2 separate regions of the Homo sapiens genome follow, and region 1 is linked to region 2. Evidence: chromatin contacts called from ENCODE Hi-C data. All regions are on one chromosome and are shown on one strand. Each heading gives the region's core, a stretch centred on a gene start or an enhancer-like site at or near the end of the contact. The rest is flanking DNA. Distances are from core to core; before and after follow the strand shown. Region 1 has its middle 210 kb from the start of DMRTA1. Region 2 has its middle 47 kb from the start of CDKN2A-AS1.

The links. A loop is a pair of places that touch in the nucleus more often than their neighbours do. Pooled maps may share reads with other maps.
Region 1: a map of naive thymus-derived CD4-positive, alpha-beta T cell shows a loop between it and region 2 (3-fold over the local background). The contact joins two enhancer-like sites. A Hi-C loop is called at or near these places in 2 of 168 maps with a recorded cell type or tissue (HCT116 and naive thymus-derived CD4-positive, alpha-beta T cell) and 6 of 50 pooled maps.

The regions. Positions count from the first base shown.
Region 1 is chr9:22,236,832-22,243,427 of GRCh38, reverse strand. No RefSeq gene overlaps it. Among named protein-coding and RNA genes, the nearest start is that of DMRTA1, 210 kb to the left of the region's middle. Within about 2 kb of position 4,312, at least 6 of the 41 ENCODE cell types and tissues checked have a DNase peak (open chromatin) inside an H3K27ac peak, as active enhancers do; they include HCT116, where a contact is called at or near this core.
Region 2 is chr9:21,917,190-21,923,839 of GRCh38, reverse strand. It overlaps a transcript of MTAP not described here. Among named protein-coding and RNA genes, the nearest start is that of CDKN2A-AS1, 47 kb to the left of the region's middle. Within about 2 kb of position 4,004, at least 4 of the 41 ENCODE cell types and tissues checked have a DNase peak (open chromatin) inside an H3K27ac peak, as active enhancers do; they include HCT116, where a contact is called at or near this core.

The DNA.
Region 1 (6,596 bases), core at 3,063-5,562, 320 kb before region 2:
ATTTACATCTTACAAATGAGAAAACTGAAATTGAGGCCCAGGGAGATTAAACAACTTACCCAAAGTCACACAGCTGGTAAGTGCAGCAGTGTATTTCTAATACTTTTTAACTACTACACTTACTGTTTTTCATGAACCTTCCATCCTCAAAGGCCCTCAGAATGATGGACCACCCAGTCAGGCTTGCCTTCCTCATTATCCTTCCCATCTGCCGCCCAGACCTCCAGCCTAAATAGCCGTTCTTTCAAACTGGCTAAATTCAGCTAGGTAATAAAAACTATACATGCACATGTATGTATGTGTGTTTGCGTTTGAGCAAATTGGCATTAAAATAAAGAAGAGTTCTAATGCAGCCAAACCACACTCATATGTACATGCACGCACACACACACACACACACCTACCTTGACACCTAATTCTCCCAGAAATATTTGACTTTTAAAAAATTGTTAGTTCAAATTGTTCCTGTGTAAAATTTCTCTAAATTTCTCATAAAGTCTCAATTTCCCTTGAGAACACCTTACTTCATTTCTGCAGCCTTATCTTCACTACCCATAGACATCCATAATTGGTTTTTCTATAAGGACTGAAGAAGGCAGACTAAGTGAGAGTAAAGTCTCAGATTTTGAAAAAATAGAATGGGTCAAAACTCAAGAGAATGATTATTTTTACACTAAGAATTTAGTGTTTGACCCTAAGAATCTCTGGATATTGCTTTTTTCAATAGACATGTATGTTTATATTGTAAGAGCATTTCAGATCCCACCAAAGGTGGGCTATAAAAATAACAAAGAAACATGGAAATAAATAATAAGGATTATGTGAAAACATAACAAGATTTACAAAAGTTATTATAATGTAATCAGCTCAAAATCTCCTTTTTGCAATATGTGAGGATACTTTCTTACATCAACCAAACACACATCAAGATATCTTTGTTTTGTGGATACTACTACACACAATAGAAGAAATACTAGACAGGCAATGACTACAGGGGCTTTCAAAACTAGTTTCTCATTCTAAATCTAATTAGATTCATCTAGTGCACCACCTGCATTTTCTCATTTCTCACTTCTGTTGAGACAGCCCAAGTCACTATTTTGATTTAAAATTTACAAAAGAAACATTCTCTGAAGATACCTGGCAAATGGGCTCACTGATACTTCTATACCTAGAGTTTCTTAAATAGAAATGCAATCTGCAGATGCCCACCAACTTGAGTTAGAGATATATTTATAGCCCCATTTTCTTAGAGACAAGAGGAGAGTGTAGGGGTTTTCCCTTAGAGTTACACAAAAGTTTTGAAAGCATGTACTATACAAGACATTATAGTAGACAATGAAATATAAGACTGAATAAAACATAATCTCTAAACTTAAGGACCTTCATGTCTACTTGAGGAAATAAAACATATTAATTTTATTAAACATGTATTGTGTTAAGGCAATGATACTGAGTGCTAATAAAATGTGGGCTACTTTGAGAAGCATGGTCTGGTGGGGAGAAATAAATTGACAGTTTAGCATGGTAAGTGTTACAACAGAGTCATACACAGAGTAATATAAGTGTGCAATGAAGATGAGGATGAGGAAGTGGGAGAGACTTAGGCAACCAGTGGGTTGCCTAAGCTAAACCTTAAAGGATAAGTGAGAATTAGAGGTTTGCAGAGTAAAGCAGTTAGGAATTAACTAGATTGTTTTTTTAATGGAGAAAGACAATCCAGAAAGCAGAAGAGGTCCAAAAATGGGAGCTGAATGACATAGCCAAATATCTGAAAGACAGGTTTTGATAAAGGCTACTAAAATGGTATTACAAAGAACTATAAGAGTTCAGAAATAAGAGAAATTACTTCTGACTGGAAGGATCTGGGAAAGGTTAACCAAACAATTCACCAGTTAAATTGAAAAGAATCAAGCTAAATGAACAGCAATTCCAATTTTGAAAAAGCAATATTAATCACATATACAAAACCAATTTTAAAACCATGCTATAATGATTATCAAATAGGTAGTCCTGGAAATTTCAATTACCTGGGAGTTTTACAATTGCCAAGACATTGTGCCAGCCTAATACGGTAAAAGAAGGAGAAATTCAAATCCTCATGAAGCTTGATTAATACTCTGGTGCTTACGAATACCACATTTTAGCACTCCTTAATACCTTCCTTAATAGTTCACTAGTAGGTAAGGCTTAGTCACATGTCAAGAATAAGGTCTATGGAACTGCACATTATTCACTGACAAGAATCTAGAGAACAGACTTCAACTTTTTAGTCGTTCTCAGCCCACAAACTGAGGGCTTGAAAAAATCTTTTCATTGTGCAAAGATATCTGTTGTGAGGGAATTTGTACCAATGGGATTTGAACTATTATAAGTTTGCACAAAAGATATGTTAAAAACCTACACTGAATTGCCTGTTTAAGAAGAAAAATAATTTTTTGAATGGAGAAAAATGAAGATTATTTTAAGAAATCTTTCTTATAAATCAAGATTTGCTGAATTGAAACCGTCAGTAACCAAAAATAATCTGAGGCAAGGGGATTCCCCAGAGGGCTACTAAGCAAAACAAAAGTTTTGTCAAGGGAAATGTGGAGTGTGTTAAAGTGTAGAAATGAGTCATAGGGCCATTGACTTTTTTATTAGAAGGGTTGAGTTTCAGCCATTTGATACTGAATGCCCTGCATGAACCAGGCACCTTGCTAGACATTGGAAATAATGCAGATATGTCCCTATTCTCATTGAGTATACATTTCTAGTGAGGACACAGACAATAAATGAACAAATAAAATCACAAACACATGTTTAGAAATTATAATAGGAAGGAGGAGTATAAGGAGAGAGAATAAAGGAAGAGACCAAATTTAGATTAGGGTCAGAAATAATCTCTCTGATAAAGCAATATTTATGCTGATGCCAAAGGATGAATAGGAAGGAATTAGCCAGATGAAGAATAAAACATGGAGTCCAAAAAGAAGAAAACTTATGTCTAGTGTCAAAAGGTAGCAAAGAGCTCAGTGAGTTCAAAAAGAGTTTTTTAAATGAATGGGTAGGAATATAATGAGCAAGGCAACAGTGACCTAAGATAAATCTAAAGAAGTGAGTAGACTAGAGTGGCTCTTTGAGACTGAATTAAAATGTTTGAACTTTGTTACATGCAGTGAGGATCTTAGAAATCACCTTGTCTAAATTTACATTAAATGAAAAATATAGATATCAACAGCTCCCATGTCAACAAGCTGAACATGTCACTTCTTGAACCCATGATTATCAGGGAATTTACTGCTAAAATAGCCAGTTTTGATGCTGCTTATCATAACTATCAGAAACTCTGCCTAACAAGTTATTTTGTGTGATTTACCTTGATCTTATAGAACAGGTTTGTATGAAAGATCCAGGGCAAGTCAGTAGATCAGAATTACAAAGCTGTGAGATGTGGTTTGCTCCAAAGACTCAGATGAAGATGGATCAGAGTGGCATTTGCAGGGCTCTGGGTGAGGCAGTGAACACTTTTGCCCAGAAGACCACTACAGCAAGGGCCATGTCGAAGGCATGGGGTGAAGTGAGGGGAGTAGACAAGGGGTTTTAAAAATTTTTTAGTGTCTTCCAGATACTAGACACTATGTGAGTTGTCTTCAGGTTTCATATCATCATCACAACCACCTTATGAACTAAGTATAATCACCTTCATTTACAAATGAGGAAAGGAAAACTCAGATTATTAGGCCCTCGTCTCTGAGGACAGAACTGAAGTCTTTCACCACCAGCATTTGAAAAAGACCTGCCCTCTTTCCACCGATGAAGATGCTACCCAATAAAATTCAAGCCCAAACAGAATAAAGAGGTCAAAAGTTCCCTTTCACGTAAACCTTTGTCTTATCTTAGTATGACCCTCAAAATATCCACCCAAAGCAGGCTATCAATATCTGTTAATTAGTTGATGAAATGACATGATTGTGGCCATTCTGTAGTCTTTAAAAGGAGATCTATTTGTGTCAATAAACAACGAGCTCATTAAAAACTACCCATAAAACAATTAGGCCAAGGGAATTTTGTCTGATAACAGTGAAAGAAGGAAGTGAGGATTTAGCTGCAGATTCTGGAATGAGCCTGTTTATCCTCCAGGACCACAGCAGTTTTGTCTTCAGGCTTAAGATAAATCACTGTAAGTGTGAAGGTGTTCAGAAAAATAGGTTCTGCCATTGCTACTATGTCCTGAAGTTTCTTCCAGTTTGCCTTTGAAGAACACAGCCACTAAACCGCCGCTAGATGTCCTCAAAGTAAAAAAAAAAAAAAAAAAAAAATTATGGCAGAAAAGTACTTCGGCACTTTTAGGAACTACATTGACTTATTTGTCTAGATTATTTGACTCCTGAGCTCTAAGTGAGATAGAGGGATTTGGTAGTTAAACACGAACATCCGACCTCTGTAAATGAAATAGAGTTCTGTAAAGGAAAGGGCATTTTAGTAACTTCTCATTTTCATTTTAATTAGGATTTGTATTACTCTCCTTCAGGAAAGCAGGCCAAAGAGACTGAAGGAGCAATGGAAACATTATCCTCACCAACACTGACCAGTCACCTGAAGAGCACTGTGAGTGAATAACCCGTGGGGCCAGCTACTTAGCAATTTCAAATGCACAAAACCTGTGCTCTGGCCTATCTTTTAACATCAAAACAGCTGAAAAAAAAATTGAATAGTTGGATTGCGATTTCCTGAAATAGAAGCTGCAATACCTTTGGTTTTTTAGTTATGATATTAGCTAGTGAAAAAGCACAACTTAGCAAAGTATGTTCCCCAGTTAGTCTTTTAAATAAACTCAGACTTCCGTAGTCCCCATTGGTCTCTACAGGCTCAGAGGCCCATTTCCTCCTCGCCCCTTACCTTCCTTTTAGTCTCTTTTTCTTTTCCAGTCCTTTTCCCATCTTTGGTTCTTCTGTCTCTCCTCTTCATTTATTCCACTCTTTTAACAGTATCTTAGTTCACCATTTTTATACACAAAAAATCAACTTCTTGATAACAATTTTTAACATATTCAACTGAAATAATAAGCACTTGCCATGGTTTTCAAGAGTCAGGAAAAGGAAACAAAAAGAGGGGGGAAAAGAAGAATAAAGAAAGAAGAGGAATGAGAAAAAGAGAAAAAGATTAGAAAACAAGTTGTTCTATCTGTACTTGTTCGAAACTTGAGAAGAAAAATTAAGTTACAGAGAGATGGGGGTTGTGGGGGTAAGAGCTGTAGAAAGCTGTTTTCCTTCATTTTCTCTGCCTCCTGGAGCACTGGCCTCCTATATCATGTGTTAGGAATTTCTAATCTTACCACAGCCAGATGACTCATGCCCACTGACTGAGTCTTTAGACTTCTACAAAACACCTGAAAAGATAAATTTTAATTGAGAAAACAACCTCTCACTCCAGGGTATGCTTTCAAGATAGGTAGGGGGATTTTCAGCATTTATTTCCATTTTGTTCACTGAAGACTCATAGGGCTTAATCTTAATTTCAGACATAGTTGTGTCTGACAGCCAGAGACTATTTTCAGATCAAGGGATAAACTGGCATGGACTAAGACTTGCTTCTGCCTAGGAATAAAGACTGAAATGAGTCAAAGTTGTCCTGATTTGGGACACAAAGCATGAGGTTAATGTGGGGGGATACCTTGTCTCCTTGCGGGAGCTAGCTCATCAAACTACCCCTCCCCTCACTCACTTCACTAACTGATGTGGTTAACTATCACATCAAAGGGCAACTATCACATCAAAGGGCAACTCCAGGTTGCCCTTTGGGGATGTGTTGTTTATCTCCCTCAAGACCAAAGTGACTTTCTAACCAAACTCTCTGAGTGCAAGTCACTAAAAAAAAAGAAATGTGGGGTCCACAACATCTAATTCAAAGTGTGTTAACTAAACCCATAGTAATAATCATATAACAGCGTGCCTCTTCGTTTTTGTGTAAAAAACAAATAGCGAAAAAGAATCAAGGAAGTATTTTCTGAATGTATACATGGAAGCCTGGACATAGAAGTAAACCATACATACAAACAAGTAACCACCTATCCAACTTTCCCTTCCAAGGTAAAAACTAACATTAAGGGAGCACTTAGAATATCACTGAACCTGTGCTAAGAGGATCTATAAGCATTAGTTCTAAAACTCTAAACAGCTGTAAAAGGTGTAGACAATTATTTATATCTACGATCAGAAAAACTAATGCTTAGAGAAGTTTGAACTTTCTTTGAAGTGAATAGCGATTTCTTCTGACATAACTTGAACGAGGCCCTGTGCATGCCTGAGAGCCTGAGAGACCTGGGAATTAGGAAAAAACTGAACCTGAAATTAAGATGGGAAATTAGGCCTTTTATTATTTCTTGGATCTTCAGAAACTGAAATTCCCAATATGTCTCAGTGTATAGAGACAGGAAACACTCTGTGATCATCCCTGCTTTTGTCTCTTTCTTTCTTTTAGAAGATTATCCATATTCTGTTCCAGTAAACTCCATTTCCCATGGAATGAAGTCTTCCCAAAGCATCCATTAGCACAGAGCTAGTGGGCAGAGCTTCAAGGTTTGACAAAGAATGGTCAAGTCTGAAGTCTGAACT
Region 2 (6,650 bases), core at 2,755-5,254:
GGCAACAAAATGATTACCTCTTTTTTTTTTATAATCCATTTCCCATGTTCTTTAAGTAGATGAGAAGCTTGTTTTTCAGCCAACTGCTGCAAGAGGCTGCACTTCCCTCCCTTTAAATATGACCTTGAGAGTCCTTAAGCACATTGAGGAGGGTATGGAAGTGATTAGAGGAATGGAGAAAATTTTGTATTAGAGGTTCCCTGTCCTCCTGGGGTAATATCCAGAAGAAATGCTTGAGTAGACAGGACAACCCCTCTGCTATAGGAGAAAGTGGGAGGAAGCATGAGGAATACTGACGGAAAACCTTCATATGCTCACATAAACAGCAGCCCTGGGATTCAAAACAGCAATGTTTATTTGCCCTCTTGACATAAAGAGGAATCTTTGGAGAACTCGGAGCTTGGGATAAGAGCCCACAAATGGCAAAGGAAGAATTTTCTCTCCTCCCAAAGGGGGTGCTAACTCAAAAAAAGCAAGTAGGTGAGATCCTTAAAGAACCACAGAGTGATGTCCTATGCAGCCATAAAAACTGCTTCAAAAGCCACCAAAAACTTGACCCTGGAGCATAACAGGGATGAAAAGTGTATGGTAAGTCATAAGGAGCTGGAAGAACTGGGGTTCTAATTAGTGTCTATCCTGGCAATGAGCCAATGGACATCTGCAAGGGAGCCTGTTTCTCTGCTGCTGTACAAATGCAACAAGAGCCATGGGTGAACGAATAACAGGGAGTGTGTGTTTAACGTAGAGAAGGAAGTTGCGTGGCATACAAAGTGAAAGAAGAGAGACAGACTTGCCCCTGAGGTAGACAGTGTGGTGGGCACACAAGGCCGTTTCAGAACACACACAGAGAAAACAGGAGAATAGGTGGTGTGGGTTTTGGGGAAAAAGACAATTGTATTTGAAAAAGCAGAGGAAATTGCAGACATTGCACAGTGTTAGGCTTTAGCCCTACCACTCTCATGAGCCTCCTGTCTAGGAGGGCCATTAGTATTTCAGGTCTACATGGTGTGGACTCCAAGGTCCTTCCTACCCCTGTAAGCCACCGGTCAGGGTAAGCTGAGAGATCAGCCAGCGGGTGCAGAGCCACTGTGGCTGAGAGTAATAGTTCTGGGAATTGGTTGGAAGGCAGGAGAGTGAAAGGGGAGAAGAAAACTGTGTACAGATCTCCTTCTTCTCCAGCCAAAGAAGGAGAGGCATAGAGATTTCTTACCACTGGGGAACGTATCCAAGCCATGTGGCATCAAAGTATGTTAGCAGCAGTGAATCTGTATGGGTCTGCAAGAACTTGTTTCTTGCCTCTTCAAAGGAAAGAATTTGTCTGAGGGGCATAAGCGAGAGTGAGAGACCAAGGCAAGTTTTTGAGCAGAAGTAAGAGTTTATTAAAAACTCTTAGAGCAGGAATGAAAGAAAGTAAAGTAACTTGGAAGAGGGCCAAGTTGGCAACCTGAGAAATCCAAGTGCCCTGTTTGACCTTTGACTTGGGGTTTTATATGTTGGCATGCTTCTGGAGTTTTGTGTCTCTCCACTCTTGATTTTTCCTTGGGGTGGGCCATCCACATGCACAGTGGCCTGCCAGCACTTGTGAGCGGCCACATGCACAGTGTATTTACTGAAGTTGTGTGCATGCTCACTTGAGGCGTTTTTCCCTTGCCAGTCAAGTGTTCCTAGAGGAACTGGTCATACACCAGTTAAACTCTGCCATTTTGCCTCTTAGTGCATGCTTGAGACTGCTTGCTCAGCTCCTTATTGGGAAGCTGTTGGCCACCGGCTTCAAGTGTTTTCCATATATTGGGAGACTGCCTTTCTCTGGCACTGACTGCAACCAATTATTATTTTAAAAAGACTGCTTAACAACTACCTGACCATCACCTAATGGTTGCCTGACATTACTGGTGGGGGATGGGCTTTTCTTCTGATGTTCATGTCTGCCTAACTACCTACTCCAACACTCCCACCTCAGCCTCCTGAGTAGTTGGGACTGCAGGCTTGTGCCACCATGCCTGGCTAATTGTTATTATTATGTTTATTTTTAATAGAGATGAGGTTTCCCTATGTTGTCCAGGCTGGTCTCAAACTCCTGAGCTCAAGCCATCTGCCCTCTTCAGCCTCACAAAGTGCTAGGATTACAGGTGTGAGCCACTGCTTCTGGCCAGAAGTCTTTAAGAGAGGCATATTTTGATTTATTGAGTCTCTTGTAAGGCTCTGCATGATAATCAAAATCTACATTCCATTGTTCTTGAGGAATTCAGAATTTCTTCTTTTCCAATCCACTTCATAAATGAACAGTTTTGTCTAGGTTAAAACTTTCTTACAATGACCACTGTATTTCTATATTATCTTTGAACTTCAAATTAACAACCTAATGATGCACCTCAGGGAGCTAGAAAAGAGAACAAAACAAAACCAAATTTAGTAGAAAGAAAGAAATAATAAAGATCAGAGCAGAAGTAAATGAAATTGAGAGTAAAAAATACAAAATATCAACAAAAAGGTTTTTTTGAAAAAATAAATTAACAAACCTTTACCTAAACTAAGAACAAAAGAGAAAAGACCCATGTAAATAAAATCAGAAACAAAAAGGGAGAGTTAACAAATGAGACCACAGAAATACAAAGAATCATTAAAAACAATTATGGACAACTTTTTCCAAAAGAAACCACAAGTTTCTTTTGGAAAATCTAAAAGACATTGATAAATTACTGAACACATACAACTTACTAAGATTGAATCATAAAGAAAAAAATAACTTGAACAAACAAGTAATGAGATCAAAGCTGTAATAAAAAGTCTCCCATTAAAGAAAAGCCTAGGACCTGATTGCATCAATGCTTAATTCTGTCAAACTTTTAAAGAAAAAACTCAAACTCTTCCAAAAAAAATGGGAGAAGTGGTAATACTTCCAAACTCTTTCTACAAGGTCAGCATTACCTTGATACCAAAATTGGACAAAGACACAGAAAAAAAGAGTGTTAGGCCAATATTTCTGGTGAACATAGTTGTAAAAATCCTCAACAAAATGCTAGCAAACCAAATTCAACAACACATTAAAAAGATCATTTAGCATGATCAAGTGGGATTTATCCAAGGGATAAATATTTCCAGATTAATACACAATTTCTGGCTTCCAAGGCATGTTTACCACTTAATAATTATTTAATCAAGTTTGACCATATTGTTTGCTCAGAAAGCCTGGATCATGCAGAAAGGTGAAAATATCCATAGAGAATTGTTTCCCAATAGCCCCTTTCGAGTGGGCTATTGGAAGGTAAGTGGATAATGGGTTTGCATAATTGCACTTTTTTGTTGGTAAAATCTGGGAAAATAAAAATTTTACAGTCTTTCCTTAAAGAAAGTCCTCCAAACTAAGTAAGTTTCAGGTCACATAAAACCTGAATTTGCCCATGCTCACAACTGTGCCTGCAATTGTTTATGGTTGAGGGAAAAAAACATGTTAAAAAAGCGTCACGCAGTGGCCAAGGAAAATCTCTTTTCATTGCTCTAATGGAATTACAGCTCTCCCTCCTGCTTATCTTACAGTCTTCTTAGGTGGGCACTGTTTATTTATACTCTCACAGCTCTCTCTGGTCATGGGCTAATTTTTTCTTGATCCTCATTGCTATGTTCAGAATATACTCCCTCCTTTCTAAAAGACACCAGCCACTCCCATTCTGTAATTCAACTCATTTCTCTATGATTTTCGCTCTTGAGCTTAGTCTCCTTATCTATAAATCTACTCTAGTCTAATTCCTTAACCCATTTCCTGTTTGCCCCAAGAATATTCTTGTTCTCTTGTCTCTAATCCTAATGTAATATCATATACATTTCTGTTACATTAGGATTAGAGACAAGTTCTGTTTAGAAATAACTCCATGAAGAATTTTTATATTTTATTTTCACATTGAAAAATCAGTCAGATTTGCTTCAGCCTCAAAGAGTGTGTTTACGTAAAATTCAGTGAGTGCTGGCAGCAAGCCACACTTTTTTTTTCTAAACAGGAAATGGGTTAATATACACGTTGATGAACATTCTCTGGCTTATTTCCTGTAAACCCGCTTCTCTGACTAACTTGTGCTCTTTGACCACCACCACTTTATTACTCCACCTTGACCTCTAAGCTATGATTCTATCACCTTGTCAGTGTATTTCACCCACTTTATGTCATCACTCCACTCCTTACCCAGCTAAAATGCTTATGGTCACATAGTCAATTATCAAAGGATAGTAATCATTCCTTTGCATACACCCTTGAACCTCACAGTGTTTTATACATGGCAAAACCAAAACCCTGGTTAAATCCAACTCTCTTGCTAGTCCACATCTGAACCCAGGGATCCAAAAGTGGTTTACAAATATCTTCTCTTAACCTCACTTCCACCTGCAAATTACCATCTGTTTTTTTGCTCCTTTTATAGAAAAAGAAAAAATGCAAGAGCCTTAAAGCAGAAGTCTAAATTTTTATGAATGAAGTTAAATTATTTTTTCAGAGTATCTTCAAAATAATCTGGTAAGGTAGGGACAGAGGGAGTGGGGAAGTAGATGAACAACATTGGCTATCAGTTAAAAACAATTGAATGTGGGTGATGGGTTTCATTTTTTGTTAATTCATATTTTTATATGCTTGAAATCTTCCCTGATAAAAATTTCAAGTGTCTGTAATTGCTGTCTCCAATTTCCTCTCTTTCAGCTACAAACCCACTAACCAAGATTTTACTTTAAACACTCTGCTGAAACTATTGTTCATCCTAGTCACAATAATATTTATATTGCTAAATTGAATGCTCAATTCTTAGTTCTCACTTTTTCCTATCAATAGTGTTTGATGGACCATCAAACTATGCTTTCCTATGTCACACCTTGGTGATCAATTTGTGCTTCCCTTTCTTCAAGTGGATTCTAGTACAGGTATCATTTTATTAGTCTGTTCTCACGCTGCTAATAAAGACACCCCCAAGACTGGGTAATTTATAAAGGGAAGAGTTAATTGACTCACAGTTCACATGGTTGAAGAGGCCTCACAATCATGGCAGAAGGCAAAGAGGAGCAAAGACACATCTTACCTGGCAGCAGGCAAAGAGGGCATGTGCAGGGGAACTCCCCTTTATAAAACCATCAGATCTTGTGAGATTTATTCACTATCACGAGAACAGCACGAGAAAGACCCACCTCCATGATTCAATTACCTGCCACCAGGTCCCTTCCATGACATGTGGGGATTATTGGGGCTAAAATACAAATGAGATTTGGGCGAGGATGCAGCGAAACCACATCAATCACAATTTTTTTTTAATTTCAATAGTTTTTGGGGGTACAGATGGTTTTTGGTTAAATGGGTAAGTTCTTTAGTGCTAATTTCTGAAATTTTAGTGTGCCTGTCACCCAAGCAGTTTATACTGTACCCAATATTCTCTTATCCCTTAACCCCTCCAAACCTCCCCCATCGAGCCCCCAAAGTCCATTAATCACTCTTTTTTTTTTTTTTTTTTTTTTTTTGAGACGGAGTCTCGTTCTGTCGCCCAGGCTGGAGTGCAGTGGCGGGATCTCTGCTCACTGCAAGCTCCGCCTCCCGGGTTCACGCCATTCTCCTGCCTCAGCCTCCCAAGTAGCTGGGACTACAGGCGCCCGCCACTACGCCCGGCTAATTTTTTGTATTTTTAGTAGAGACGGGGTTTCACCGTTTTAGCCGGGATGGTCTCGATCTCCTGACCTCGTGATCCGCCCGCCTCGGCCTCCCAAAGTGCTGGGATTACAGGCGGAGCCACCGCGCCCGGCCCATTAATCACTCTTATGCCTTTGCATCCTTATAGCTAAGTTCCACTTGTAAGTGAAAACATACAATATTGGGTTTTCCATTCCTGAGTTACTTCACTTACAATAATGACCTCCAGCTCTATCCAAGTTGCCGCAAAAGACATTATTATTGTTCCTTTTTATAGCTCAGTAGTATTCCATGGCATATACATATATACCATATTTTTATTATCAACTCGGTCGATGGGCACTTAGATTGGTTCCATATTCTTGCATTTGCTAATTGTGCTGCTATAAACATACATGTACATGTGTCTTTTTTATATGACTTCTTTTCCTTTGGGTAGATACTCAGTAGTGGGATTACTGGATTGAATGGTAGTTCTACTTTTAGTTCTTTAAGGAATCTGCATATTACTTTCTATAGTGGTGGTACTAATTTACATTCCCACTAGCAATGTAAAGATGTTCCCTTTGCACCACATCCATGCCAACATCTATTGCTTTTTGACTTTTTAATTATGGCCATTCCTGCAGGAGTAAGCTGGTAACTCTTTGTGGTTTAATTTGCATTTCCCTGATGATTAGTGACAAGCATCACAATTTCTTAGTCTTCCTTTTTCCTCACCAGTTGCTCCCTTCTAGTCTCCTTTGCTGATTTCTTCTCTTTTCCTTGACCTACTAACATTGCAGTACCCAGGGTAGGCCTTGCTTTCGTCTCTGCTCTGCATTCCTTAGTGATCTCTTTCAACCTTGTGCCATCTAATGGCTGAAAATGCCTCTGTTATGTGGACCACTCAGAAATTTATATCTTTAGCTGAGACCTCTCTCCAGAATTCAAGACTTTTATGTACAACTGCCTACCTGACATCTCCACTTGGGTATTAAATAGGCTTCTAAAA